Linked DNA regions of Homo sapiens: all the other regions are linked to region 3. The links are chromatin loops, found by intact Hi-C in ENCODE. Cell type or tissue: chondrocyte. All regions are shown on one strand. Region 1 has its middle 220 kb from the start of CLINT1. Region 2 has its middle 150 kb from the start of CLINT1. Region 3 overlaps LINC02202 (long intergenic non-protein coding RNA 2202). Region 4 overlaps EBF1 (EBF transcription factor 1). Region 5 overlaps CLINT1 (clathrin interactor 1). Region 6 overlaps CLINT1 (clathrin interactor 1). Region 7 has its middle 230 kb from the start of LINC02227.

The links. Hi-C counts contacts between places; a loop is a spot of excess contacts. Peaks named below come from ENCODE experiments on the same cell type or tissue, not always from the same donor. Only the 100,000 strongest peaks of a DNase experiment are listed, where the experiment ranks them.
Region 1: a loop joins it to region 3, with 5 times the contacts of the local background. A loop is called at or near these places in 69 of 110 quality-filtered maps.
Region 2: a loop joins it to region 3, with 5 times the contacts of the local background. A loop is called at or near these places in 17 of 110 quality-filtered maps.
Region 4: it touches region 3 in a loop (4-fold over the local background); 107 of 110 quality-filtered maps call a loop at or near these places.
Region 5: a loop joins it to region 3, with 7 times the contacts of the local background. A loop is called at or near these places in 26 of 110 quality-filtered maps.
Region 6: a loop joins it to region 3, with 3 times the contacts of the local background. A loop is called at or near these places in 8 of 110 quality-filtered maps.
Region 7: a loop joins it to region 3, with 7 times the contacts of the local background. A loop is called at or near these places in 101 of 110 quality-filtered maps.

What each region holds. Positions count from the first base shown.
Region 1 is chr5:158,073,181-158,077,180 of GRCh38, reverse strand. No RefSeq gene overlaps it. Among named protein-coding and RNA genes, the nearest start is that of CLINT1, 220 kb to the right of the region's middle. In chondrocyte, a CTCF peak has its summit at 1,746 (motif pointing left); no DNase peak of the experiment used is centred here.
Region 2 is chr5:158,011,743-158,015,742 of GRCh38, reverse strand. No RefSeq gene overlaps it. Among named protein-coding and RNA genes, the nearest start is that of CLINT1, 150 kb to the right of the region's middle. In chondrocyte, CTCF peaks have their summits at 1,425 and 1,628 (motif pointing left); no DNase peak of the experiment used is centred here.
Region 3 is chr5:159,105,053-159,109,052 of GRCh38, reverse strand. The region is part of intron 1 of LINC02202 (long intergenic non-protein coding RNA 2202); the gene reads right to left. LOC107986467 (a long non-coding RNA gene) reads right to left here. Exons shown (of 2, transcript XR_001742942.1): 1 at 3,957-4,000; 2 at 1,614-2,186. Among named protein-coding and RNA genes, the nearest start is that of LINC02202, 6.6 kb to the right of the region's middle. In chondrocyte, CTCF peaks have their summits at 1,812 and 2,075 (motif pointing right); a DNase peak (open chromatin) is centred at 2,092.
Region 4 is chr5:158,693,790-158,697,789 of GRCh38, reverse strand. It overlaps EBF1 (EBF transcription factor 1), which reads left to right. Exons shown (of 16, transcript NM_024007.5): 16 at 1-1,870. Among named protein-coding and RNA genes, the nearest start is that of LINC02227, 290 kb to the right of the region's middle. RefSeq lists an enhancer at 1-19. In chondrocyte, a CTCF peak has its summit at 2,090 (motif pointing left); no DNase peak of the experiment used is centred here.
Region 5 is chr5:157,819,234-157,823,233 of GRCh38, reverse strand. The region is part of intron 1 of CLINT1 (clathrin interactor 1); the gene reads left to right. Among named protein-coding and RNA genes, the nearest start is that of CLINT1, 38 kb to the left of the region's middle. In chondrocyte, CTCF peaks have their summits at 2,172 and 2,408; no DNase peak of the experiment used is centred here.
Region 6 is chr5:157,853,564-157,857,563 of GRCh38, reverse strand. The region is part of intron 1 of CLINT1 (clathrin interactor 1); the gene reads left to right. Among named protein-coding and RNA genes, the nearest start is that of CLINT1, 3.6 kb to the left of the region's middle. In chondrocyte, CTCF peaks have their summits at 1,691, 1,946 and 3,114; no DNase peak of the experiment used is centred here.
Region 7 is chr5:158,172,999-158,176,998 of GRCh38, reverse strand. No RefSeq gene overlaps it. Among named protein-coding and RNA genes, the nearest start is that of LINC02227, 230 kb to the left of the region's middle. In chondrocyte, CTCF peaks have their summits at 1,664 and 1,874; a DNase peak (open chromatin) is centred at 565.

The DNA.
Region 1 (4,000 bases), 1.0 Mb after region 3:
GAGCTGTGTGTTCCAACTGCCAGTGTGAACACCAGCATCCCATGAGCCCCAAATGCAAACTGGCTTCAGACTTCTGCTCTTCTCTTTCTAAACCCCATCCATTTTTCCAGGCCTGACTTCTCCCTGACCTCATTCAACATATCTTCTGTGCCATATACTTTACCACTTTCCCTAAACTGTTTGAATTACTCACCATTGATCAACCTGTATTCCTCTTGTCTACCCAAGAATATTGTAAGATCCTGTGGGTACACCCTAGAAGAGCACGTGCCGTTAATAATAATTTCTCTTATTTTCAACAACTACAAAGCACTTTCATGCCTAGTCTCTCATTTTACTCAAACGTCAATCCTATTGGGCAAATTGGACAGGAATTACTAGAAACTTCTATCAAGATAAGGAAACTGAGGTCCAGAGAAGTTTGGTAATTGAATTTGAACCCATTAAGTGAACTCACAAACATGCTAATAAACTCTGTAATCTTCTGACCTCCATACTGATCTGAGGGTCTGTTTGATATTACATGATTTTCCTTAAAACTGTTCTTCAAAGAAATAGTGGACATCCAGTCCAGCAACCTCACTGCCGAGCCTTCATAATACTCATCCAGGTTGTAATTGTATAGTTATTTTCTGATTATAAGCCTGATCCAAAGTGAGTGCTTAATAAATATTTGCTAATGAATGAATTCTACCTCCTGCGCTGACTCTAAGTTTTAGTAGAGTGATGGCAAACCTGCTTTGCTCATTATCAAATCCCCAGCTCCTAACTAGCGCCTCACACAGAGTAGGCCTTTATGAAATATTTATTGATAAACAAATGAACCAATCAATTAGTCAATGCCTAAATGCCCTCCTTTGAAAAGCATCCATGAGGCCCACAATCAGATTTCTTTTAAAAATCTACTTTCTGTTAACCCCCCAAACCAGGGCAGTGAACCCAAAACAGAATAAAATTACTTCTAAAATGAACTGTTACCCAGTTGCAAATTGGCTCTGGCTGCTGCTGCTGCTTCTCCCCCATTGACACTCTTTTCAGGCAGCGATTTCAGGTGATGGCATTATCATCAGCGGAATTCAATAAAGCGGCTGGCTTCCCCGCCCCCCACCCCCCCATCCATGTTTATTTTCTATAATCCGTCTTACAGCGGGAGACCATTACCCAGTCAAACAACGTTCAATTTCATCGGCATTACCGCTTCAAGGAAACAGGCAGAGGGTTCGCACAAACGTGTGTGTAGTAAATTTAGTCTTTTAATAGGTTCATTCTTTATTAGGTATTTATTTCGGGAGGCAAAGTCCTAATTAGATTAAGTGGAGAAGCTAAAAAGCTATGGAAACCCACAGAGATATTCCAGAATTAGATGGATTTGGTTTAGCTTTCCAGTTTCCCCTTTATTTTCTTCAGTTGGCTGGAGAAATCCACACAGCAATCTCCAGCCCCTCAGATAAGAGTTTGTGAAATGAAACCCTGCCAACGTTTTGTGTGAGGAAGTCGCATTTGTCTTTCTCCTGCGCAAAGTTATGTGGGACTAGAATCGAGGAAAAAGCAGCTCCCAGAGCCAATGGTGAACCCAATTTACTGTGGCAGATGAATATAACAAAGGTGGTGGTCTAGATGTTTGGCCTCAAGGCACAATTCAATTTTCAGCTGTTTCAAAGCTATTATGTCAAAGGCTGTTTGCATAAACATAAAGTTGCCGGGGTGATCTTGGGCAGGCGGGAGTGGAGACGTCTGCCCTCTACTGCTCAAAATGGAGATAGCGGCTGGACGTCCCCTCAACCCAGAATTAGAGCTACAAAAACTTCAGCTGTCTCCCAAATAACAGGCCATCTCCAGAACCTTCTGAAACTTTTTCTCTCAAGCTTTAAAACCAGAGTGATTATTCAGTTTTGTGTCGAGGGGGGAAATGCAGTAGACTGAGGATGTGATGAGTTGATGGATGATGTGGGAACCTATGAAAAAGCTATTTCCCTTCTTAGAATTTGAAAGAAAATTCCTTTCACCCGCCCATCCACCCACACGTATATATTTATATCATCACATTGATATTTAATATGTTTTTTAACATAGAAAGCAGAAACAGACAATGACTCACAGGAAACAAATCAATACATTTCAGAATGGGCTAAAAATGTCACCATAAAAAAATGCTTAATGTTTATGAGGGCAAGTGTAGGGGCATATCTTCTCAGTTTCATGTTGGAATTTAGTAATTTCCTCATGTTTTGCCTCTCTTTGTTCTTCTCTTTAATGAAAACTGTGCCAAGCTATATGGTAAGCACCTTACGCTCTCAGAGAGACACCAATAACGTGTAAATGTTCCTTCTAAATACAGATCTTTTTTGGTGAAATACAGCATGGGCCACTGCTGGGGGGGACTTTTCAGATGGGGTCCCCCAGACAAAGAGGAAGGTCAAATGCAAATAGGGGGAAGATGTGGTCTGAGAGACACTGATGTAAAATCCAGTCAGTCCAGAACCAAACCTGGAGCAGAAAAACACCCATCAGATGATATTGATTCCAAATGGCACAGAATTAATCCCCAATTTGATTTTGTAAACTAATGTTCCTATATCCAGAGTTATCCTTAAAATGTTTTATATTGTAAAATGTCCAATCTTTGTTCATTACGGAACACAAAATATTCCCTCGGGACACCCAGGTACCAAATAAGGCCCTGGCATGAAGACTGGATGATATAAATACATACATGGTGTTCACAGTCCAGTGAAGTTTATAGTTCAGTGAAAGAGACTGTCATTCATCAGATAAAACAATCCAGTCATTAATTACAAAATGAAGGTGATTAAAAAATGGTGCTCATAGGCCGGGCACGGTGACTAACGCCTGTAATCCTAGCACTTTGGGAGGCCAAGGCGGGTGGATCACCTGAGGTCAGGAGTTTGAGACCAGCCCGGCCAACATGGTGAAACCCTGTCTCTACTAAAAACACAAAAACTAGCCGGGCATGGTGGCAGGCACCTGGAATCCCAGCTACTCAGAAGGCTGAGGCAGGAGAATCCCTTGAACCGAGGAGGCAAAGGTTGCAGTGAGCTGAGATCGCACCATTGCACTCCAGCCTAGGTGACAAGAGTGAGACTCCGTCTCAAAAAAAAAAAGAAAAAAAAAAAAGATGCTCATAGAGCATGTTTAATAGGATACCTGCACTAAGACAATCCCTATTATGGCAAAATAATTGTCTATAATAATTTTTTAAAATCTAATTATTGGTGTGTTTCCTCATTCTCTAGGCACTGTCTGAGGTCTTCATATGGTTTTCTCATTGAATCCTCACCGCACCCCATGAGGTAAGCATATTATTCCATTTCACTGATGAATAAACTGAGATTTAAAGAAGTAACATAACTCGTCCAAGAGCATACAGCTAGTAGGTGGCTCATAACTGTCTAAGTCCAAACTCAACACGCTTCAGTGCTTCCTGCTTTCTTAGTTATCTAACTATTCTAGAAAATTCAGTCAATGAGTTTGAGAATCAACACATTCACATTAAGCAGAGCTACTGTATTTTCTTAAAGTTTCACAAACCAAAAAGAGTTAACTATTTTTAAGAAATGGAGGAATGGGTGCTGACAGCTGGGGTAGTTAGTAGACAAGTGTGGTTTCTAAGGCCAGACTGCTTGGGTTCAAATCTCAGAACTATCAGTTACTATCTGGGTGACATTGGGGCAAGCTTCTTCATCTTCCCATACTTAGGTCTCCTCACTTGTGAAATAGGAATGATAATAATAATAATAGGATCTACCTTGTGGGCTTTTGTATTTGACACACTTAGAACAGTATTTGGAAGACAGTACGTACCCTTCAGGTGCTTCTGCATTTTGGATTTATGATGAAAGCACAGATGATGGTCTACCTCAAGGGAGCCGAGAAGATTAAATGAGGTAACATTTGTAAAGTGCTTAGAACAGTGCCCAGAACTGTGTAAGGGATATGTAACTGTTGAATGAAATCCTTCCCTGGCTGCCCATGACTGGGA
Region 2 (4,000 bases), 1.1 Mb after region 3:
CGAAGCCAACCTGGGTGTCTATCAATGGTGGATTGGATAAAGTAGTACATATACACCACAGAATACTACTTGGCCATAAAAAAGAACAAAATCATGTCCTTCACAGTAACATGGGTGCAGCTGGAGGCCATTATTCCAAGTGAATTAATGCAGAAACAAAAGTCAAATATCACATGTTCTCACTTATAAGTGGGAGCTAAACCTTGAGTACATGCAAACAAAGATGGGAACAACAGACAATGGGGACTCCAAAAGGAGGGAGGGAGGGAGAGGGGCAAGGGCTGAAAAACTTCCTATTGGGTGCTCTGTTCACTATCTGGGTGATGGGATCAATAGAAGTCCAAACCTCAGCATTATGCAATCTACCCCTATAATGAACCTGTGTATATACCCCCTGAATCTAAAGTTTAAATTTTAATTAAAAAAAAAAAAGCTTTTCTCCTAAATGCCTTTTCTCTTTCAGAGAAAGAAATTGTCTCACTTTGCCCCCAAAGACTTAGCTCAGTTTTAAATTAAATTAAAATTATAGGTATAGGAGGGAAAATTCAATTTCGAATTAAGGTACAGGCTGGACCTCAAATCTTGGTACAGCCTTTTCTCTCAAGGTGTTGTAAGGTCTGATATATTCATGTCTGACCTTAGTAGGGTTGGACAGATGTTTTTGTTATTGTTTTATGGGGGTTTTAGTGGGATCTTTTCTACCTAGTGATACTTCTAAGGCAAGGTTCAGAGGAAGGGTCTCAAATGGGGGCATCTGCATCCATGCATTATTGTAAGATCAATTAATAAACACCGGGGACACATCTAAGGGCAGGAATCTCAGGGCCATAGCCTCTGGGTACCTTGCTACCAAAGGTATGAATAAACCACATGATCCTTCTATGTTGTCCAAGAGCAGAATCCTGTTTTCTACAGTGCTTCAAATCATCTGAGAGTGTCTAAGCCTCAGTTTCCTCATCTGTTAAATGGAACCATTAATACTATCTCATAGGCTTGCTGTGAAAATCATTATGGAGTATTTAGGTGCACACACTCTGAAAGTATGCAGCCTGTATCTTAATCTTTATGACATTCTTTAGTACAGTGGAAACCCTGGGCAAATAACTTCTTTGTGCTCAGATTTCTTCATCTCTATAGTGGGGATAATGAGAATATCTATATCATGGGATCATTGTAAGGATTACATTCTTGTATGGTGCCTCACATAACATAATTGGCATCACTACCACTACTACTGTTACCACTACTGATTCTATTTAGTAAAAGAAGTTTCTAGCCATGTCACGCCAAGGGGAGGGGTTGAAAATGCTCCTTGAACCCCTGAAATAGGCTTCCTTGGGAGAATGATCTCCAGAAAGAGGGTCAAGCATTCTGGGTTTGTGAGTGCAGGAAGCTAAGACTAGTCTTGCACCAGCCTCCTAGGGTTGGCCTGTGCCCTGGGATGTGGCTGTGCACCTGAACTCAAGGAGAGGATCAAATCTGATGTCTTGGCAGCCAGAGCTCTCAGTACGCATGGCCCAGTCTAGCCCACAAGAAGTGGAATGTCCTCCCTGGAGAACCACTGAAGGCTCCTCTCAGATGAACGAGCCTATGGGACCGTGCAGAATTCAGCTTCACCAGCGACACCCTCTGGCAGCAAGAAAGAAACAGCCGAGACAGCATAGGGATTTCTCCCCAGATTCCCCTGGTATCAAAAGAAGACTGGCTGCCCCAACCAGTTCTTTTGAGATTAAGAAAATATCCTGGAATTCATAGACATTTTCAGGACTGGAAGTCTCAAGAGAACTATATTTGGAGTCCGTTTGTGAGGAAGAGATTAAGCAATCTGTTGGAAAACTAAATCATCTATCTATCCATCCATGCATCCAATTCCCAAATAATTATTGAGCATTCACTATGTGCCAGGCACTATTTAAAACATTAAGGATATAGCAGCGGACACGGTAGTCAAAGAGATGTGATGATATTTGTACCCTGTGATTGCAGAGCAGTTCATACAAGCCATTTAACATAGAATCATATTGTAATGTCAAATGTGTTTTTTCACTTCTCCCTCATCCACCCATCTCACGCAGTGCATCTAGCCCTCACCGAGGTGCAAGGGCATCCATAGACAATGTTAGTTAGGCCAAACCCTGGCTTCGTTGGCCTGCCCCAAAGACTGCAATTATCCCTAAGAAGGAGTCACTCTTTTGGGTTCAGATCATGCAACTGCCAGAGTCCTTATTTGAATGCAAATAGCCTTGCAGCAGTGACACATTACATCATTGTCATTCATTATCACCTTTCAAGTGTCACAGCAAGGCTGGGGGTGGGGGTGAAGAAATCCTGGAGAGGGAGAGAATCTGAGTGACTTCTTCCAGGAAGAACAAGGCTAGCTGTTGTGGCTCAACAGGGGAACAGGAAGGGGGCTACCGACAGGTTAAAGAAAGGTGAGGTGAACACAAAACCATTTTTCCCTACTTCAGGGGGTGACTGAAGGACTCTCTTGAGGGAGAGACCAGAAGGCAACAGGATGATCAGTAACGAAATGAAGGATGCCTTGTATTAGGCTATGCAATTCAGTTTTGTTTTCACGTAGACCTGGAGTGCTTAAAAAGGTTCACAGTCCTCTATAGAAATGGACAGGGTATATAACAACATAGAGGAAATCTTTACTTAGTAGGTGAACTCACCCACCCTCAATAAAGTTAACTTGGTGAATAAATCAGAAGCTTCGATGGGGAGGAGATTTCCAAGAGGCATTTGATGATCACTCTAAGACTAATTCCAGGGCTTGGTTTAGCTGAATGGGGCATATAAGTTACAGACACAAGCTGAATAGCCTGGACAGGAGAGTCCTGAGAGGCTGTTTGGATTAAGAGACAGGTGGCTGGCAGAGGACAGAGCTTTATTAGCTTTCTATTGTGTGGTCTATGATGCCAACCATATTCCCTGTTTTCTCTTGAAATCTTCAGTAAAATTCCATTCTTGTTCATGCCCCAAAGACCTTAGGGAACGGTCTGAGCACCAGCCAGCCCCAGGAGGCCTGCCACATCTGGGTTCCAACTGTAAATATTTAAAGAGCTTGAGCTGTACAGGGTCCAGTGCACAAAGCCTGCTGCTTAATGCAGGGTTGTTGGTCTAGGGATGGGATTTTTTAATGGTGGCAAAAAAGGTCTAGATGTTCAAAATATGTTGTTTTCATGAGGCGATACCAAATCAATGCTTTGTGTTCAAACCCCAAGCCCCTGATTTCCAAAAATGATGATGCCTAATCCTCAAAGCTAGCGGAACATACTAAGTATAGTTTTCCCATCTTCAGGAGAGACATGACTCCGGTTCAGCAAGGATAGAGAACTTTATCAAAGTCACCTCAACCAATGAAGACAAGAATCAGAGTACCTGGCTCTCCACTGAGAGTCAGACACAACCCAAGGGGCTGGGAACCACATTTGAGCATAGAGCTGAGCTTCATGAAGTTGATTTCCTGAAAGAACATTCCATCTACTTCTCCATCAGAAGGCTGTTGAGACATGACTGGGTAGCACTATTGTTTACGTTGTAAAATTCCAGGCCATCAAGCTGAGTCAAGTTTCAAATCCAGCAGTAAAAAGAATAGCAGAGCATTCTCAAAGGAGCTCCAGAAGACAGCTTCCCCCAAGGTGTATCACCAAGACGGTTCAACCACAGAAAGCTGAAGATAAGTAAACTACAATTTCTTGGAAAATCACCCAACTCATAAACGACACAGTCCACCAGATTCAATAAACATTAGCATCCTTGTTATAATTTCCATGCAATTTGACATCCTGAAGAGCTCTACTCTTGGTCCAAGATCGATTGCCAGCAATTGCCACTCACTTTTATTTTGGGGCTAATGGGCAAAGGCATACTGTTTTGTGGCTTTTCCTTTCTGCAAACATGCTTATGCCTTGGTTAGTCAATTACCCCCATGACTCCTATATCCATTTGCAGTAATTTCTATTAAGGAAAGTTCCACCCCTTGCACTAATGGGAG
Region 3 (4,000 bases):
GACAGTAGGAAAGTTATAGCCGTAACAGGGGAAAAAGTTCATTTTCACCTAATTGACAATAGGAATGTTTGTTTAATGGGTCACTCTAGAAAGAGATGTTAAATCTTTAAAACTTAACCTTTTTGGGAAATGTCTTAAGGTCTAGAATATGTTCAGACAACCTTCATTTGTTTATTTTATTTGGATACAATCATTTGCTTAGACATGTATTTTTAAACTTTTAATATATTAGTAGTAATACATTATTTTATTTGAGTTTTCTTTTATTTGGATACAATCATTTGCTTAGACACATATTTTTAAACTTTTAATGTATTGGTAGCAATGATGTTTTCAAGTAGGGAAACACTTAAACTAGCTCAGAATCTCCCCTAAATTAAAAAATAGAGTTTTGTACTTTCCAGAATAATAAGCATCTTTTTCTTTTTCTTTTTTCTTTTTTTTTGAGGCAGAGTTTTGTTCTTGTTGCCCAGGTGGAGTGCAATGGTGCGATCTTGGCTCACTGCAACCTCTGCCTCCTGGGTTCAAGCGATTCTCCTGCCTCAGCCTCCCAAGTAGCTAGGATTGCAGGCACCCGTCACCAAGCCCGGCTAATTTTTTGTATTTTTAGTAGAGACAGGGTTTCACCATATTGGCCAGGCTGGTCTCGAACTCCTGACCTCAGGTTATCCACCTGCCTCGGACTCCCAAAGTGCTGGGATTACAGGAGTGAGACACCGTGCCTGGCCAATAAGTACTTTTATAGCCTTTCTTTAAATCTTTCTTGGTAAAGATCTACAAAGCAGGAGGAAATTACAAGAGGCAAAGTTTGCTGGTTTACTGTTTGATTATATCTCTCCCACTACCCCTTAAATATTTGTAACAGAGCAGGGTTAACATTAACACCCTAACCACCATAAACTAAAAATATTTATTATATAATTCATGTCTAAGATGAAAATGAAGATATAACAGTAAGATGATTTCATACAGAGGTACAGGGAATTCTGTGTGACTAGGGTAAGTCAATTTTGTGTTTTGTTTTTTTTGTGTGTGTTTCAGTAGTTTCGAGTTATTATAATTACTGAGCAATGACTAGAATGCTATATATCATGTAATTCACATTTTTTTTTCTCATTTAATCCTCCACAGAAAACCTACTTTTAGAACTTAGGAAACTGAGGATGAAGTGACTTGACCAAGGTCTCCTAGCTACTTAGCAGAGGAATACTCTTTAGAGATAAATAATTGTGGTGACATTTCAATCAAAGTATCTGATAATTGCAGTGCCTTCCCACACCCAACTCTCTAGGAGAAGAAATAATTTAAAAGATACATTTATTCATAAACACACAAGTACTCATTCTGTGTCTTTTCCTATCACAAAGCCCACGGATATACAGCTGAATAAGTCTGCAAGTCAGAGGTTAAGAAAAGTTGGCTCTGGCATCCGACAGGCTGACTTGGATGAGGCTCTGCAATGCTACCTTGGATGGGTACTTATTTTCTCTAACCTCAGTTTCTTCATCTGCAAAATGGGAAACAATATTCGTGCTTTCCTCATGATTTTGCTGGGAAAATGAAATAAGACAATATGTTTTTGCACAGTACAGTGCATTAAACGCTCCATAGTATGCACTTGATATATACTAGGTTTTATTGTTGAATAAGCAAGGACAGCCATGGCTCCTCTCAGAGGAGCTCCCTGATTAGGGAGAGGAGAAAAACGTTTAAATAGCATTTCCTGTCCAATGTGATGCGAGCAGTAGGGAAACCAGGGAAAGGCACGAATGACTGCGTTGGAAAAGTCTAAAAAGGTTTCATAGAGGTGACTTTTGAGCTGGTGATTTTAGGGGGAGCAGTGCTTCACCGGATGGAGAAGGAGGTAGACATTCCGGCTATGTCCAAACGTGGGGTAGAAAGGCGCGTTTGGGGACCTCAATACTCAGGATAAGGGAACATTGAAGAGAGAGAAAGGGAAATAATGAAAGTGCATGGAAAACCAGTAAGTGTGGGACCCTGGGGGCTTGGACCAGAAAGGGCCAGCCTTCCGTGGCCATGAGGGAGGGAAGCTGGAGGATCGCGAGGTGGCGCTGTGGCTCCACCTTAAGGAAAGATTCTGGAGCTCGCGGGTCACCCGCACTCCCAGGACAGCCTCGGAGAGGTGGGGCAGCGCAGTCTTGGTGGGTTTGGCATCTTCACGGCAGCTGCCAAAAAATAACGTTGATAAAGATAATAAATACATAAGCAAATAAACCGGAAGCGGTCCCTTTTAGGACACACGGCAAGCATCAATAATCAGAGACCGTAGGCGAGGAAGGATTAAGAGCACGGAACTGTCCAGCAGGGACCGTTCCCAGCTCAGTCCGCGTAATCTGTAGGCCCGCATTGGGAACCCGCATCGCCTGCCTGGAGCTGAGCTGTATGCTAACCCGCGTCTTCGGGCGGGCCCTGCGCCCCGAAGGCGTCTCCCTAAAGCCAAAGTCGTAGCGGTCTGCACGCCTGCCCTTGGGCCCTCGGTCCGCACCCTGCCTAGACCTAGATTTTTTTGGATTTTTTTTTTTTTTTTTTGCTGAATTTCATACGCACACGTGCACACAAAACCACGTGTGAGTTCAGGCTCACACACGTTTACGATGCTCTTGCACAATACACACGGACTTTTGCAAATGCACAGCCCACTCACTTAGACACTACACATGACACGTGCACACACTATACACATGCGCACTCACGCCCGTGTGCACCAATGCCTTACGCACCCACGCACACATTCAGCCAAGTGCTCTCTGTCACCGGCACAAACACACACTTACTGCACTGGCCCACAAATGTGCAGCCACTTTTCGCACATGCAAACATATTTGCACATTCACATCATACACATCTCGCATCCCAGTAGCCAACAAAGACCTCGCAGCACGCAAAGGTGTGTAAATATTCAGCAAATTGTCCCTCGAAGGAAGTATGAGCGCAAACTTTTTGTTATCCAGGCATCTCGAGCTTTTCTGCTAAACTCGCCCTCCCTTCTCCAACTTTCCCCTGAATAAACAGGCCTGTTCCTCCCAGTCTCCCCTCTGAGAATGTTTTAAGGCCAAGGTTTCTTCCATAAGGTTTGCGCTACTGAAGGGATGCTAATTTTCAAATCGCTAAGAAGCTCCCTTCTCCCATCCCAGAGCCTCCTTCTACCAAGGGAGCAGGGACCTTCCCAGATCGGATTCCAATCTCGTGGACTAGGGGACTGTGGGCAAGGGCCACCGGGTGGGATATGATCACGCCCTAGGGCATCCTCGGACTTAAAGATCCTTTCCGGCAGTGCCCCCAACTGTATTCTCCCGACTCAGAATGACTTCAGCTTCTAGCTATCTATGGTCACGCCAGGGCAGAATCAGCATCTCCCCCATTAAAGCACATCCGCAAGTGTCCAGATTTCTGTCCTTCGATGGGCATCAGGAACATCCCCGCAAAGTCAGATACTTAGTCTGTTCCAACAGGCAAGCTTGCGTGAGCTCTAAGATCTCATCTAGGACTGGGAGAGAGAATGACTGACAGGAGGTCACATAGTAAATGTGGCAGAGCCGGGGCCGGGGCTGGCACGTCCCTGGCGCGCTCTGTCCCTGCGGGCCAGGAGAGAGAGAAGCACATCGGTAACTGACCACGTGAATGCGCATTCAGTACGCGCATTAGTTAGGACGTTTCATAGTCTTCCCCTTTCCTCTCCTCTGCTCCCTGCCCTCGGGAGGCACCGTGCGCGCTCGCTCCTTTCTCCTCCCGGATGCGGAACCCGGGCCCAGGAGCTCCAGAGCCAAAGGACACTTGAGAGTTGGGGGACAAGAGATTCGCGCCACAGCTGGGTGGACGGTTTGGCTCTATATTTAAGGGGACAGGCTTTAGCGATATTCTGGCTTGGCGACTTTATTAGCTGTTGGCCGTGGACAAGTTTTTCAACTTCGCTCACAGGGTCTCTGTTTGCTCACCTGTAAAACGCCGGAGTGGTCTTATCTGCCGTGGTCTGTGGCGG
Region 4 (4,000 bases), 410 kb after region 3:
TATGTAGTTATAAATACTGTAGATTTTTTTTTTGTGATTTTTTGCCAAAGTTGTTGTTCTATTTATACATTTTAATGTCTTAAGACATTTTTTCAATATCACAAAAAGATTTTACTGCGTATTTTGCAAAGAAAAAAAGCTCACTACCTTTAGCTTGCACATACTTGCAAAGTTAATTAAAAGGCTTTTTGTTTTAAAGGGGATTTTGTAAAATATCCATATAAATAATGTATTTATCTTTCGAATTTGTACATTGCTTTTCCCTTCTTCCTCTTCCTTCCACCCCCAATTTATTTTATTGTGTATGTTTGCTACGTGAAAAGTGCGTATTTGTTTGGTCACCTACACTTGTATTAGCTGTTTCAATGTGATTTTTAAACATTTCATTTATAGTTATTTTTAGTATTGTTATAAACCATGCTTCAGTTTTTTTAATTTCCACCCAAAAGTCATTGTCTATTTTTGTATTATTTGTAAGTTAAGAAGTTTTTTCCAATATATGGCAAAAAAAAAAAAATAGTAGCATATTATTCTTGTAGTATTTAGTTCAGTAGATTTAAAAAAAAATGTATCCTTTGCTTTGGAAGCTTACAAAACAACCCTAATGCTGTTTTACTCTATTAATATGCATGGAATCTCTCCCTTTGGAGTGACGCATTTTGTGCATTAAATTCTAGGGAGAAACTTCATAGAAATCAATGAACATACTTTCTTTCTTAAGTCTGCTTGTATATTTCCTCTGTCTTTCACATAAATATAAACCAGCAGATTGGATGCCTTAACAATGCAAATCATATTCATTTCACTTGTACATTGTAACTGTGCACCAGAACTGTCAGTCATCACTAACATTCTAAGAAAAAAGAAAAAGAAAAAAAGAAAAAAAAAAAAACAAAGAAATCGAAAAGCACAAAAGAACTGTTTTGTTACCTTAAGACAATGTAACTTTTTCTAGTAGAGCAAGAAATCATTTACAACAATGCTGCAACTGTGCATGCCCCCATATGGATTTTGCAATGGTTTTCACTAGGCTGTCAAGAGTGCGATTTTTATGGGTTGGGGTGGGTGGGGGAGGGGAGTTGTGGGAGGGTAGGGGAGGGAGGAAAGCTGTTTTTCATGGTGAGAAATAATAATGATGACTAATAATAATAAAAAAAACTGGAAAATGTAAGCAAGGTGGACGCATTGCTTCTCGGTACTCAGAAAGGTTATCTGAATTTGCGTGGTAAGCGCTGGCCTGAAGATGTACACAAGTTAAAGCCATATTTTATCTGGTGAGCCCCTTAACTGTTTCTGAAGGAATGAACGGTCAGCCGGGAAGGTGTCCGGCTTAGACCTTGACAACAGACACTACCCATCTGTCAGCCATGTGCAGTGGTTAGAACTCTTCTTGAAAGTCCAAAGAGCCTTTAAAATGTGTATAATTTGTGTTTTGTTGCTTCTATTTCTATTGATTAGATGAAAAGACATTCTGGCCCTCTGATCCTCTTTCTTCTCCACAAAAGTTTTACAAATAAAAGATGTTCCCCTAAATACAGAATATGGCTTTAAGAAGAAAATGAAATGAAGAATTAAATTAAGATTTCAGTGTTGGGGGAAAAAATACAGCTTCTGGATGACTGGATTGCATAACATTGCCCTGGCCTCACATTGTACTAGGATGCAGCTTAAATGAAGTCATCTCTAAATCTACTAACCTTTCACCTTCTTATCAAAACTTTTTGAATAGACACACACTGTACAGTTCAATTGTTAGAGAACCTAACTACTGTAGAGATTGTTAAATTTTTTTTTTTTTTTTGCAAAAATTCAAGCTGTAAAAACTTTTCAACTTTCACAATATTTAATTAAAGTTACTTCCTGTCTGTGATGGCAGCTCCTAGTTGTGTATTCATTTCTCTATTTCAGATGAGCCAAAGTCCAACATAATGTAAAAGGTCTGTGTTTGCAATGACTCAGATCAGTCTTGATACCCAGTGAAAAGGAATTAGGGTAGTGCTGGGACACCCTCTTTCTTATGTAGGTCCTTGGGGATTTGCTAATCTGGGATGCAAATTGAACACGCGCAGCGTACTGCTGCCCTCTGCCGGCGGTAGCTGGATGTGCACATGCCCACACCGGTCCATATAGGAGCCAAGAGCCCCCAGCAACTTCAACAGCCAAGCCCTGAGATCCTCCTGCGTGATTGAACTGTGAATCCAGGAAGTGGCCATTCTAGAACCCCTATCCTTCGTGCTACAAATCTGAACCAAGCTTTTCACACACAGCTGCTAATTAATCCCAGCGAGCCTTCTGGTCAACTAATTATGTGCCCTGGCTCATTGATGAGGAGGCATGTGTGAACTGAGCCTTCTGTTATCAATATTTTTTAACCCCACATGAATAAGATACTTTTCCTGTTGGACAGGAGTGAAACATTCCACAAATACTAGATAGGTACCTACTCATGTAAAATTGTTTCACTTTAAATTCCATCATGATCATGAGTCTTTCTAAATGCACACTCAATGATTTTCCTACTTTTACAGTTATTGAACATGATGAGGTTAATGATACTTGTAAAATGCCTCAAAAACTCAGCAGATAGGCTGTAGGCCAACGGAAACTTGATGGCCAGAGGTGATAGGATGGCTGCAACACAGTCACATGTGGTGGGCACTGTTTCGGCTTTGGAATATAGCCCGATTTGAGTAATGAAAGAGAGTGATATATAAGTTAGAGAAGCTGCCATCCTTTTAAAGAAACTTGCTGAAAAGTGTGGCCATTCAATATATGTTTCTTTTGAATTCTGTGTTTGATATAGTTTCCTGTATTAGATGCAGAAGATAAAGATTGAACAAGAGGCCCCTTTTCTCAGGATGCACACCATCTCAGAAAAGACACACTTATATTCAAATTATGCTAGAATGGTCGGCCAGGCTGAGACAGGTGTGCCACAATGCTCCACAGAGCACAGCTGACGTCCACACCTCTGACACGCTGGCCCCTACAGTCTTTAAGGGCTACCTCTTGAAAGTGCTCATTCACTCGATCGTTCATTTATTCATTCATGCTTGTAAACTTTGCGCGTTTCCTATGCCTCTGGTGCTAGGCAAGACATGGTGATACATCGGTGGGCCATGGTGACATTATACCCACTTGGAGCTCATACTTGAGTGGGGCAAATGAACGTTAAGCAGCCACTCAAGTGCCTGTAACAAACGAATCATGGTAATGAAGAAAATGTCTACAATGCTCTGAAAGTACATTGCAGCAGGATCTGATTTAACCTGAAGTGCTGGGAAAGGCTCCAGAGAAAGTAACATTTGAGCTGAGGTATAAAAGCTCAGCAGGAGCTAACCAGGTGGGCCTGGCCCCTTAGGCAGAGGAAATGAGGGAGGTGTAAGAACACTGAGCTTTGGAGCACATAAGGTACATTTAGGAACAGAAAAACTATGTGAGTGGAGTGTGCAGATGTGCACAATGAGACTGTGGGGCTTGGGAGTTCAATTCAGAACATGTCCTGAGCACCTACCACGTGCCTGGTACTGTGCTAGCTGCCAGGTACACTAAGCAAATGGGCCATAGTTCCTGCCTGTAGGGCCTATGGCAAGGCTCATAAACTCACAGCCCCATATTTGTTCATAGGGGCTATGCTGGTTAAAAAATCGGGGTGGGCCAGGCACGGTGGCTCACGCCTGTAATCCCAGCACTTAGGGAGGCCGAGGAGGGTGGATCACGAGGTCAGGAGATTGAGACCATCTTGGCTAACATGGTGAAACCTTGTCTCTACTAAAAATACCAAAAAAAATTAGCTGGGCGTGGTGGTGGGCGCCTGTAGTCCCAGCTACTGGGGAGGCTGAGGCAGGAGAATGGCGTGAACCGGCAGGTGGAGCTTGCAGTGAGCCGAGATTGTGCCACTGCATTCCAGCCTGGGTGACAGAGCGAGACTCCATCTCAAGAAAAACAAAAAATGAGGGGGTAAACTAGGGATAAAAACAACCAGACAGGGAGTGGGAGG
Region 5 (4,000 bases), 1.3 Mb after region 3:
GAACTAAGTTATGTTTATTTCTGTCTCCAGATGTTTCTGTCTTTTAAATTATCTTAGTATGGGTGTGTGTATGCATGCGTACGTCAGAACACATTTAGAGGTCTCAAATAAAAGATTGCCTGATCTCAGGATGAGTGAAATCTTGACAATAAGCTTAAAACAAAGAGAAACCATATAAAAAATATAGATTCATTTGACTTCAGTTTTTTTTTAAAGGAATAAAATTTAAAAGGCAAACTGGGAAAAATACTTCTCAATCTGTTTCACTTTACTCCTTATTCCTTTGTTAGCAGTTAGTACCACATTATACCTATACTTTACCTTTTCTCTTGGTGTATAGTTTTGTTTTAGCAAAGCATATTCTTGAACTTTTAAGAGGAAAAAATACCAACAAGGACTGCTCAAGTTTTTTCTTGTTAATTATTTTACTGATGATTCTTAATGTAGATAAGAAGTATTGACTGCCTGTAAGTAAAAGCCTCATTTTAGCTTTTAATCAATTCTACCTCTAAAAACTGGACTGAAACTTACCAAGTAAAATAATTTGATATTATCTGAATGTCAAGTAGTCAAATAAGCAGAAAATGGAGAATAAAGAGGAGGGCTACGATGAACACTAATAATTTACAAACTGAATAGTTGACCCTTGACTAACTGAATACTGGCTGTGTTTACATAGCTCTAGAAGCATGTGTTAGTCCATTTTCATGCTGCTGATAAAGGCATACCCAAGACTGGGAAGAAAAAGAGGTTTAATTGGACACAGTTCCACATGGCTGGGGAGGCCCCAGAATCATGGCGGGAGGTGAAAGGCACTTTTTACATGGCAGCAGCAAGGGAAAATGAGGAAGAGGCAAAAGCAGAAACCCCTGATAAGACCATGAGATCTTGGGAGGGATAGCATTACATATGCCTCATGTAAATGACGAGTTAACGGTTGCAGCATACAAACATGGCACATGTATACACCTGCACGTTGTGCACATGTACCCTAGAACTTAAAGTATAAAAAAAAAAAAAAGACCATCAAATCTTGTGAGACTTACTCACTACCACTAGAACAGTATGAGGGAAACCGCCCTCATGATTCAAATTATCTCCCAACAGGTCCCTCCCACAACACGTGGGAATTATGAGAGTACAATTCAAGATGAGATTTGGGTGGGGACACAGCCAAACCATATCAAAGCATGTGTGCAAAACTTGAGGATGGTAACTTCTCGCAGTTGGCACTAAAGATCTAGTGAGTCAGTGTTGCTGAGTTGTGCAGAGTGAAGTTGCTGGAGTGTTCTGAGAAGCAAATGTGAAAATGAGTAAAAGCACTTTGGAAACAACAAACAGTTTCATAAACAATAATGATTGTGTCTATGGATTTTATTCTTGTATTCTTCATTCTTTGGTGATTCCTTCCATCTTTCATTCCCTCTCTTAACTTTCTTTTTGGCCTAATATTAGAGTCCGTTAAGATTTGGTATTGTTAGCCAGTTATACTGCTGAACTACCCAGTAGTTGTAACTGTTACATTTAAACAGTGTGATCCTAGTAATTACCTATCTTTATCAGGACAGAGAAACCTACTCTTCAAGTCACTCATTTTCAAGACTCTTGTTTTAAGCAAAGAGAAAGTTAATATGTTGAGTAAGCCTAGATAGAACACATGTGAGAAGGGCTCATTTTGTACTTTCTGGTGACTATTAGATTGTTCTGAAAATTACAGATACTATTTAAACTAGTGAAGAAATGTAAAAATTACAGCAACATTTTTTTTCCTGGTTTATGTTCTCTTGTGAAACAGCAGCATTTCTTAAAGTTATTTTTCTTCTTTTACTTTCCCTCCATTATTACATCTCATGTCTGTTTATGTTTGCAGAAATTAAATACAGATAAAAATCTGGAAATAAAAGGTAGTTATTGATGGTGACAGCAGAAATGTTAAAAATCATTAGATATTTTGTGGGTCAAGTTTTCTTTTGGTATTACTGTCAGACTGGTTTAAAATAATATACAGAAAATTTTTTTGGTGTTATCAAAGTATTCTTGGTTACCTTTAAGTGTTATAATGATAATTACATGAAAGGAAATGTAAGTAGAAAAGCCTGTATCCAAAGACTTTGAGCCTTCAACAGAAGGTCATAATAATGGTTGCCGGTACTTTAAAAAAAACAACAACTAAGTGTAAAGAGATAATTTTTTAAAATTTCAAGTTAGGAATCTCAATTTAGGATTGGTGAAAGTCCGTAAGTCACTTGTTTGACTGTAGTGTTAGTTTAAATGGTATGAAATTTATTGGGGAGGGGCGGTGTCTTTTTCTGTAATTTTGTTTGCAGATCAAATTCTAGACCTTTGTCTGGATTGTTGTGTGTGTGTTTAAGAAACCGTTGAGAGTGCCCCCTCTAGCGTCTGTGATATATTCTTAAAACATTTGTGTCAGAAGTTTTCAGAATTAAACTAGCCATTTTTTTCCTTTCAAATCTGGACATAATTTTTATTTTTATTTTTAACACGGAGGGATTGTTTTCTTTTTTAAAAAAGGTCACTGGAATTATGGGTAGGGCATAGATTGAGGGCAGTAGAAAACATGAGAAAGGAAGGATTAAAATGCCATTTCTACCTTTTTAGAAATAGTTATTTTTAAATGACCTGGAATAAGGCCAAACCATACAGTGTTGTTTTTAGTTTACATTTGTTTCTGAATTAGTTGAAGCTTAAAATACTTTGTCTTGGAATTCTTTATGCCATCAAATCTCATCTTGAGGGGGTTCTTTGCAGTTTCTGAAAGCAACAGCTTCATTGGAAAATAGCTTTTTTTGGGGGAGGGGAGTGGGAGACAGGGTCTTGTTCTCTGTAGCCTCAACCTCCTGGGCTTATGCAGTCCTCCCACCTCAGCGTCCTGAGAAGCTGGGACCACAGGTACACGCTACCACGCCCAGCAAATTTTTGTATTTTTTGTAGTGATGGAGTTTTGCCATGTTGGCCAGGCTGGTATCGAACTTCTAGGCTCAAGCAATCCACCTGCCTCATCCTCCCAAAGTGCTGGGGATTACAGATAGGAGCCACTGCACCTGGCCTGGAAAATAACTTCTAATAGATCTGGTTTCTTTGTGTAAGCGTTCTGTTATTTTTTTGTTTTATGTTTGCCATATCCTCCTGTGGATATACTTAATAACTATATTGTAAGTATGTTCTGATGGCTCCCATTGTTTTTCAACCAAAGAAATGAGGAGATTCTTAGATTATTGGCTCTCTGCCACCTCTCCCTCTAAACACAGCACTCACACAGGCCTTCAGCTAAGAATCTTGTGAAGGGTTACGGAAACAGAACCTTTCTTATTTGACCCATGGGCCTTTGTCGCTTGAACAAGGAAAGCAGTGTTCTGAAATCTACAGCATTTATGAAGGCTCTGGTAAAAATATTTCATGTACATGGACTGGAGATTAACTTCTTTCATCTTGTTCTCCAACAAATTAAACAATGCAAAGAGATTTCAAGTGCATTCTTGGTAATGAAATGCTTGGGTGAATTATAATCCTAATTGCTATTGTTCATTTTCACAGCTGCATTTTGACACTTTTAACTGCCTAAGCCACGCATTCTTCAGCCACCAGGATAAACAAAAGCATTCTGAAATTCATCATTTTGTGGCATCTTAAATTGTGAATCTGTTATTGGCTGCCTTAGTTTTATTTTGGTTCCATGGTTGATAAAATTAGGAGGAAAATTGTTCTTCTACATTTATACATAAAACTGTTGCAATAGAAGCATTACTGGATTTTAACGAAAATGTATTCCTTAGTGGTCTTAACATTTTTAAGGGGGGGTGGGCAGTGGAGATTGTGGATTTATTTTAGTCCTGGGGAAGGAATTTATATTTATTTTGTCACATTAATTGATATCTTAGGAGGCAGCTTTCTCCAAGATTTGAAAGAAAATAATAGGATTTTGCTTTTCTTCCATAGTAGAACAGTGTTCTGAATTTAAATCTGAAAGCCAGATTGATTC
Region 6 (4,000 bases), 1.3 Mb after region 3:
TTATATTAGTGTACTTTTGAAACTAGCAAATGTTTTGCATTTAGAGTGAAATAAACCTCTTTAAGAAAGAAGCTTCAAGTTTGAAAAGTGATTTGCTTTAATAATTTTCCTTTATAACAACTCATTTGGCTATTAAGGCTTCAGCTATTTATTTCGGACTATTTAGCTATTTATATATTCTTTGCTTTTGCTTACCGAAGATGAAATAAACTAGATCTTTTCCAGATCTAGGTTCATTGGCATTTTTTTAGTATATTGTGTAAAGATTAGGATATCAACTTAAATAGTTTTTTAAAGGCCAAAAGAAGACTAAAAGCTACCTTTTTTTTTTTTTTTTTTGATGGGGTCTCATTCTTTTGTGTGTTCATAACTCACTGCACCCTCCAACTCCTGGGCTCAAGTGATCCTCCCACCTCAGCCTCCCAAGTGGCCAGGACTACAGGCATGCATCACCGTGCCTGGCACTGCCTCCTTATTTCTCAGTCAGAGGTCAGAAGAATAAAACCATTAAGAAACACCTTGTTCTCTTAGAGGACCAAATTTGTGGTACTCAAAAATTTGAAGAGGCTGTACATTGTTCGTAAGACAGAAATCGAGGCAATATTCCTACTATTGTTGTACCTTTCATATTTGCTTATCACACTTGTTACTAATCTTCACGTGCTTTAGGTTAAATTTGCCATGTAAGTAGTTATCTAAAGGAAAAGCTATTGTTGAAAAATATTATCTATCTTTTTACTACCCAATTTAGGATGTAGACTTGAACCAAATTATTCAAGAACATAGAAGAATGTTGTCACCAAAGACTTTTTAAGGCTTTTGTGGGTGTCTGACACATATTAAGATTAGAACATGAGGTTGATTTACTGATGAGTACTCGGGATTTTAATTTTCATCTTTTCACTGGCAAGAAGAGAAGAAATTCTTCCCCCCAAATGTAAGCATCTTACAGAACCGTGGATCTGTTAGACTGTGCACCTTATAATGCCATAATAGACGTGCATCCATAGAATGGTTGGTCTGATTATCAGAGGTATAAAATGATGAAGGAACTTGCAAATGAAGAAGCAGTGACGTGATTAAGGGCTATTCAGATAGATGGATCAATAGAATGAGGGCTTCTATGAGAGAAAGGTTAGGGGTTTAACTATCTGGTTCATATTCTGGCATTACGTTTTTAATTAGCTGTATGTATGATTTGAGGCAGAATCACATGAATCTCCAGACTTTGCCTTCCTTATCTGTAAAATGAGGGGACCTGGCTAGAGTAAGACTTTTTCCACCTTTGATGGCTATTGGAGAAATGCATTTCCATCAAGGAAAAATAGTTGGAACTAGTTTTTACAATAGCAGACAAATTTTGGAGCCATTATCCTCTGTAGACAATTTAGGCTGAAAAGGGAAATTTTCTTAAAAAGTGGTAATCAATAAATGTTATACTTAAATATTTTATGCAATAAATAAGACCATGACTCAGGAAGACTAGGACTTTTAGTGTATATTGATACCCAGTGAGGTTTTACTTCAGAAAAAGAAATGTACTCTGAAAAATGTGTTTCCTGGAGCCACTCTTAGATTCAGTATGGTAGCGGCTCTTAAGTGTAATGATGTATTTCTTTTTTTTTTTTGAGATGGGGTTTCGCTCTTGTTCCCGGGGCTGAAGTGCAGTGGCGAGATCTCAGCTCACTGCAGCTTACACTTCTGGGGTTCAAGCGAGTCTCCTGCCTCAGCCTCCCTAGTAGCTGGAATTACAGGTGCCTGCCACCACACCCAGCTAATCTGTGTATTTTTAGTAGACACGGGGTTTCGCCATGTTGGCCAGGCTGGTCTTGAACTCCTGACCTCAGGTGATCCACCCATCTCAGCTACTCAAAGTGATAATGATGTATTTCAAACACTGGCTTTTGAGACCTTGAAGACTTTTTCTGGAAGTGGGGGTATATTTTCCACAATCGCTGCACCTCCTGGTGGCAGTAGAGGGATTTGTTTTGCAGAACATTGTGGAACTGAGGGAAGCAGATAAAGCCATAGGCCTGCCAGAGCTTGGAATGCCAGTATCTTCCCACTCGTCAAGTTGCATAAAAGGCGATGTGGCAGGAAAGGATAAGTGGCACCATTCCCACCAACTAGGAGCACTAGCTTAATCATTGTCATCCTATGACCTATCTTTACTTGTGGCTGTAATAAAATTGGACATGTTTATATTTTGTCATCCTATACATGGTAAAATTGAAAGTTGCTGCAGTTCTATTTTCTCTCTAGATTTGAGGAATGTAATGAAGGTGACATGGTAGTGGTAGATCAAAACTGCTACTTATTTGTTCAAGCTCAGCGAATCCTTCTCTTTCCTTGCAAGGAGTAATATTAGTGGTAAATCTCTTTCATCAGTGACCCGCCCCCCCCCCCGCCTTTTTTTTTTTTCGGAGACAGTTCACTTTATCCCCCAGGCTGAAGTGCAATGGCGTGATTTCAGCCCACTGCAATCTCTACCTCCCGGGTTCAAATGATTCTCCTGCCTCAGCCTCCCGAGTAGCTGGGATTACAGGCGTCTACCTCCATGCCTGGCTAATTTTTGTATTTTTCATACAGCTGAGGTTTTGCTGTGTTGGCCAGGCTGGTCTCAAACTTGTGACCTCAGGTGATCCACCCACCTCGGCCTCCCAAAGTGCTGGGATTACAGGCATGAGCCACCTTGCCCAGCCTCAGTGGCCCTTTTTTTGATAGTGATTCAAACAGCTCTGGCTAAGGTCCTAAGGCAACAGCTATGGGTAGTCCATTTTAAGTTATTCTCCTAAGCATAGCTTGCATTTTCCCTCATAAGTTGATTTTTATTGATGTATATTTGCTTGGTTTTAGTTCCTAAATGTTTAGATAATGTAATAGAGCTGTAGAAACTGCTGTTCTAGTCTCCTGACTCCAGAGGGAGAAACTTTTGCTTTTATAAAGAATAGTATATTCATTTATTTTAACAGGCAATACATTTGTTATTTATTGGATTAGTAGTCTGGTTTCTTTTTATTTTTTATTTTTGAGACAGGGTCACACTCAGTTGTCCAGGCTGGAGCACAGTGATGCAAACATGCACACTGCAGCTGGGACCACAGCTGCGCCTCCATGCGTGGCTAATTTTAAAAAATTTTTTTGTGGAGAAGGGTTCTTGCTATGTTGCCCAGGCTAGTCTTGAACTCCTGGGCTCAGGCAGTCTGCCTGCCTCAGCATCCTGAAGCGCAGGGATTACAGGCGGGAGCCATTGCGCCTGGTCTAGTACTCTATTTTCTGAACTCGAAACATACAATACCTGCCTTCAAGAACCTTGCCACTACAAATATGCTACAACTTGAATGGATTATTTTTCTTTTCTTTTCTTTCAGTCTTCAGATATCATCCCCTTTATTTTCTTTATCTTACCAGTAAATCTCTGTTCAGTTTGCTTCTTGGAATTTGAAAGCAGAGATAGTAAGATAGTTGTCAGCTTTCTAGTCTTCCCATGTCAACTTTTCTTTGAACCGATTATAAGTAATTGTTATTGCTGAAACAATGAATTAATTATTCTCCTCCTTTTCTAGTAACTGGACACAAGTAGATATTAGGAATTTAATTCCAAAGAAAGATGAGTTTGGTTTATCTCTGCTAGCATTTCTTAGGGGTAATTTTCTGTAGTTTAATCTATTTAGTACTACTGTCAGGGTGCTTTTAAAAAGCACTTAACTGCCTCTTATGTTTTCTTGCACACTTTAGTATTAGTTTACAAGCAGTTTTTCTTTTTTTTTTTTTTTTTTTTTTTTTGAGATGGTGTCTCGCTCTCGTTGCCCAGGCTGGAGTGCAATGGTGCGATATTGGCTCACTGCAACCTCTGCCTCCTGGGTTCAAGCAATTCTCTTGCTTCAGCCTCCTGAGTAGCTGGGATTACAGGCACGTGCCACCATGCCCGGCTAATTTTTGTAATTTTAGTAGAGACGAGATTTCGTCATGTTGGCCAGGCTGGTCTTGAACTCTTGAC
Region 7 (4,000 bases), 930 kb after region 3:
AATGATCATACACAGAATCCTACTAACATTTAATATGCTAACATCACACTAACAGCAATAAGCATACTAACATTGAGTGAGCATTAATATGAGCTAGCCACTCTGATAGACACATGATCATCTCAGTTAAGCCTTACCAGACAGAACCCTATGAGACAGGTATGATTGCGACCCCATTTTACAGATGAGTTGCTGAGGCCCAGAGAGGTCTAGAGAGATGAAGTGACATGAGCTAGTTTATGCAGTGAATTGATAAAACGAGGAACTGAATGGTGGCCATCAGACTCCAGAGGCCGTTCCCTAAATCTCCACCCTCTATGGCCTTTAACCATGTCTCCCCCTCTGCCCTCTGAGAACCTCAACCACAGTCCCTCCGAGAAACATCCTCAAAGGGACCACATCTCAACTCTTGTCCTGGAAAAGATGTTGATGCCTGAACTTGGAGCACCATAAATGGAGCAGGCATGCCCCTCTGTCCAAACAGCAGACCCCATCAGATGTCCCCAGCACCAGGCTGCCAGCCAACAAGAGGGCAGCTCCGCACAGCTGCATTGCAAAGCAGCAGACCAGGGCGAGCTACTAACATGTGGATGCCGCCACTCCACAACTTGCTTAAAAGCCACACTGTGTTTCCTGGACAATGGCCGCAGGCCAAAACACACACATTCCAGTTTTTACGACTATAAGGTAAGCATTCTTTTAATGGCTCTTTCCCTGTTCCTTCACTCTCATTTGTGTTGTTTTCCTGGTTCCCTCTCCTGGATTTTTTCCTTTCTTAGCTCAGCTCTGCTCTCTGCCTCCCTTGTTTCCAGAGCCTCCTGCCTCAAAGCTTCCTTGTCTCTATCTCCTGCCTGGCTTTTCTGCAGCTTCCTTACTGTAGTAGTCTTCTCCTCCTTTCTGGGTTTTGGTCAGCTTTTCCCTAATTACTAGACTTCCCTTCCTCCTGTCTTCCTGTTTGCTTAAGGAAGCCTCCCTCCCCTCCCTTCACTTGTGTCTTCTTCCCACTTCTGCCAGCCTGCCGGCCTCTCTGCTTCCCAGTGGCCTCTCCCCATTGCCCTTTTCTTCCTTTCTGGACACCTGGTCATCCTTGCCCCACTCTCCCTTCCCCACACCCTTCATCTTTCACCTCTGTTCTTTGTCCCTTGTCTCCTCTCTCTGCTCCTCCCTCCCCTCCCTCATGGGTCCCCTCCTGGTTTCCATCCCCCCATCACCCCTCCCCTTATCTTTGTTTTCCTTCTTTCTGGCTGCTGATAGAGTGGGAGTAGTTGCAGGCTGTGTCCCTGATTTCACATGCAGACCAGGAGCCAGCCTGTCAGTCTAACAATAAAATTGCACGGAAACGGAGGTCTCAGTGCCTACATGCAGTTTGCCCCTAAATGGAGCTGAGCTAGAAGGTTTCAGAGCAAAGCCACCAAGAGTCCCAGGCATCTGGTTCTACAGGCAGGATAGAGAAAGGACTTACTGTTTCTTTTTCCCACTGATCTGGTGTAAGTCAAGGCCAAAGACCAGGGCTGAGACGTGTCATTTGTAGGTTGCAGCCTTGGGGTGGGACCTCCATGACCATCCCTGCCTCCTGACAATAATACACAAAACACACACGTGCGCACACACACACACATGCTCATTTTCTTATTCACTTTCCTTCAGAGCAAAGGCCCTGTAACTTTTCAGATGAAGTATACAAAACTCCCACACTGCAAAATAAAAGCTATAAAGAGAACAAGAGCCACTACCACAGAAGGAGATGTTGCTGCTGGGGAAAGGGCTGCCTCCATCCCCTCTACTCCCGCCCATCAATTCTTTTCAACTTTAGTTGTTCCCTGTTTCCTTGACTGAGCCCCCATTCAAGCTGAGCTGGTGCCTTTCCTTAGAGGACAGCGCCATCTAGCAGGTGAAATGCCAGACCCTTAGCTGAGAGGCGAGAAGAAAAACTTTCCCAGCTGCAGGCTCCCTGGTTCCCAGCTTCTCTTTTTAAGTCTCAGCCAGTCAAACCCCAACAGGTCTGAAAAAATGTGATTTAACCCTTTAGCCTTGTTGAAGATTTAAGTGTCTTCCAATCACCCCTATTTCTCCAGTGCCTGATTTTGTTTCCATCTGTGGCCTTAGTTCCTAGAAAAAGCTAGAACGTTCTAGGTGAGCCAACAGTCTGCGTCTGATGCTTGGGACTTAAGGTGACTTTTTTTTTTTTTTTTTTTTTTTTTTGAGACGGAGTCTCGCTTTGTCGCCCAGGCTGGAGTGCAGTGGCACCATCTCGGCTCACCACAAGCTCCGCCTCCCAGGTTCACGCCATTCTCCTGCCTCAGCCTCCCAAGTAGCTGGGACTACAGGCACCCGCCACACACATGGCTAAGTTTTTTGTATTTTTTTAGTACAGATGGGGTTTCACCGTGTTAGCCAGGATGGTCTCGATCTCCTGACCTTGTGATCCGCCCGCCTCAGCCTCCCAAAGTGCTGGGATTACAGGCGTGAGCCACCGCGCCCAGCCTTCAGGTGATTTTTTCCAAAGCAAAACAAAATAGAATTTCCCAAAGCAGTCTAGAGGATGGCTTAGGCTCCATCTGGAGTTAAGTGGCAATCTTTCTTTCTCTTTCCTTTTTCTATCACGGTTTCGTCTTTCCTTCTGTAAAGACCCTATCTCCAAATATGCCCGCATTCTGAGATAGTGGGGGTTTATGACTTCAACATCAACTTCTGGAAGAACACAATTCAGCCCATAACAGATGGCAGATGGTTTTCTTTTCTCTTGCAAACTCTGATCAGTTGGTGGTGGCTGCTCAGACCCCTTGCCAAAGAGAGTGAGAAGGATTCTAAGATCAAATCCATATGGGGCAGAAAAGAGTGCTGTGAATGACTGTCAATGTCTGCTACAGGCATGGGAGTATGGAGGGGCAGCGGGATGGTCCCATGCTTGCCCTTGCTGGAGTAGGGCATGTGCACAACATAGACCCTGCCTCTCAGGAGCAGGGAACATCTATCAGCACTATATATCTCAACATACCAAAAACATCCCAAGGCCACACTTCTGAAAGAAGGCCCAGGGCCATTGTGTAGTCCTCTCAAGCCCTTCATTTTACAGATGAGGAAAACTGAGGTCCAGAGAGCTTGTGTCTTGCCTATGATCCCTCAGCTCCTTTGTGGCAATACCAAGACTAGACCCTAACTTCATATCTCCTGACCTATTTGCTTTTTCCCAAGATCTCCAGTTGCTCCTGGTAACATCAAATGAAGACAGAAATTCTTGTATTGCCCATGCGAGATTCCCCAAGTCCCTCATCCTACAGACCCAAGAAGGAAGCATGTGAAGAGAGCGAAGCTAAACGTTGAAGGTCCTGGTTGGAGTTGGTGGTCAACTCCACTGTTGCTTGGATCACTAGGCATTAAAGGGTTCTGAGGCTGCATTTAGGCCTTTCCAGAGAGAACACTGTCATCCATTAGCAATGGCTGCCATTGCTATGGGCACAGGATTGGACAGTAGAAAGATGAATATTATATATTTGTCGGGTTAGGTCATCTCCGAAGTCCCTTCCAGTTCTAAGATTTTGCAATAAGAGCCTTGAGCAGGAATCAGGTTTCTTTCTTGAACTTAAATGAGAAAACTAGGTTAAGGGACATGCTGATGTTCTGGATGTCTGAATATATATGTGACCTGCTCCAAGGGCTTTCAGAAAAGGCCTCTTCTTTGCACCGTTATGACCCAGAAGGCCCAACTCCCCATTACATATGATCCATAGTTTCAGTCCCACTGAAGTTCTTACTGGTATTTCTCCATATGCACTTTTCACCCTAATGTCAGCTAGTGAGACTCAGGCTCTGGATCACGGCTGAACCTTGGCAACTTCCATTTACTTGATGCAAGTGACAGGCAAAGAGTGGTTACTAAAGAGTTATCCCTTAGCCATTGCAGGTGAGGGGATATGCAAAGGTCAGCTGGCTCACAGGCCCCAGAAAAGGTCAGCTACAAGAAAAGAAGTACCATTTCTCAGAGGCTGTCCAACATGCC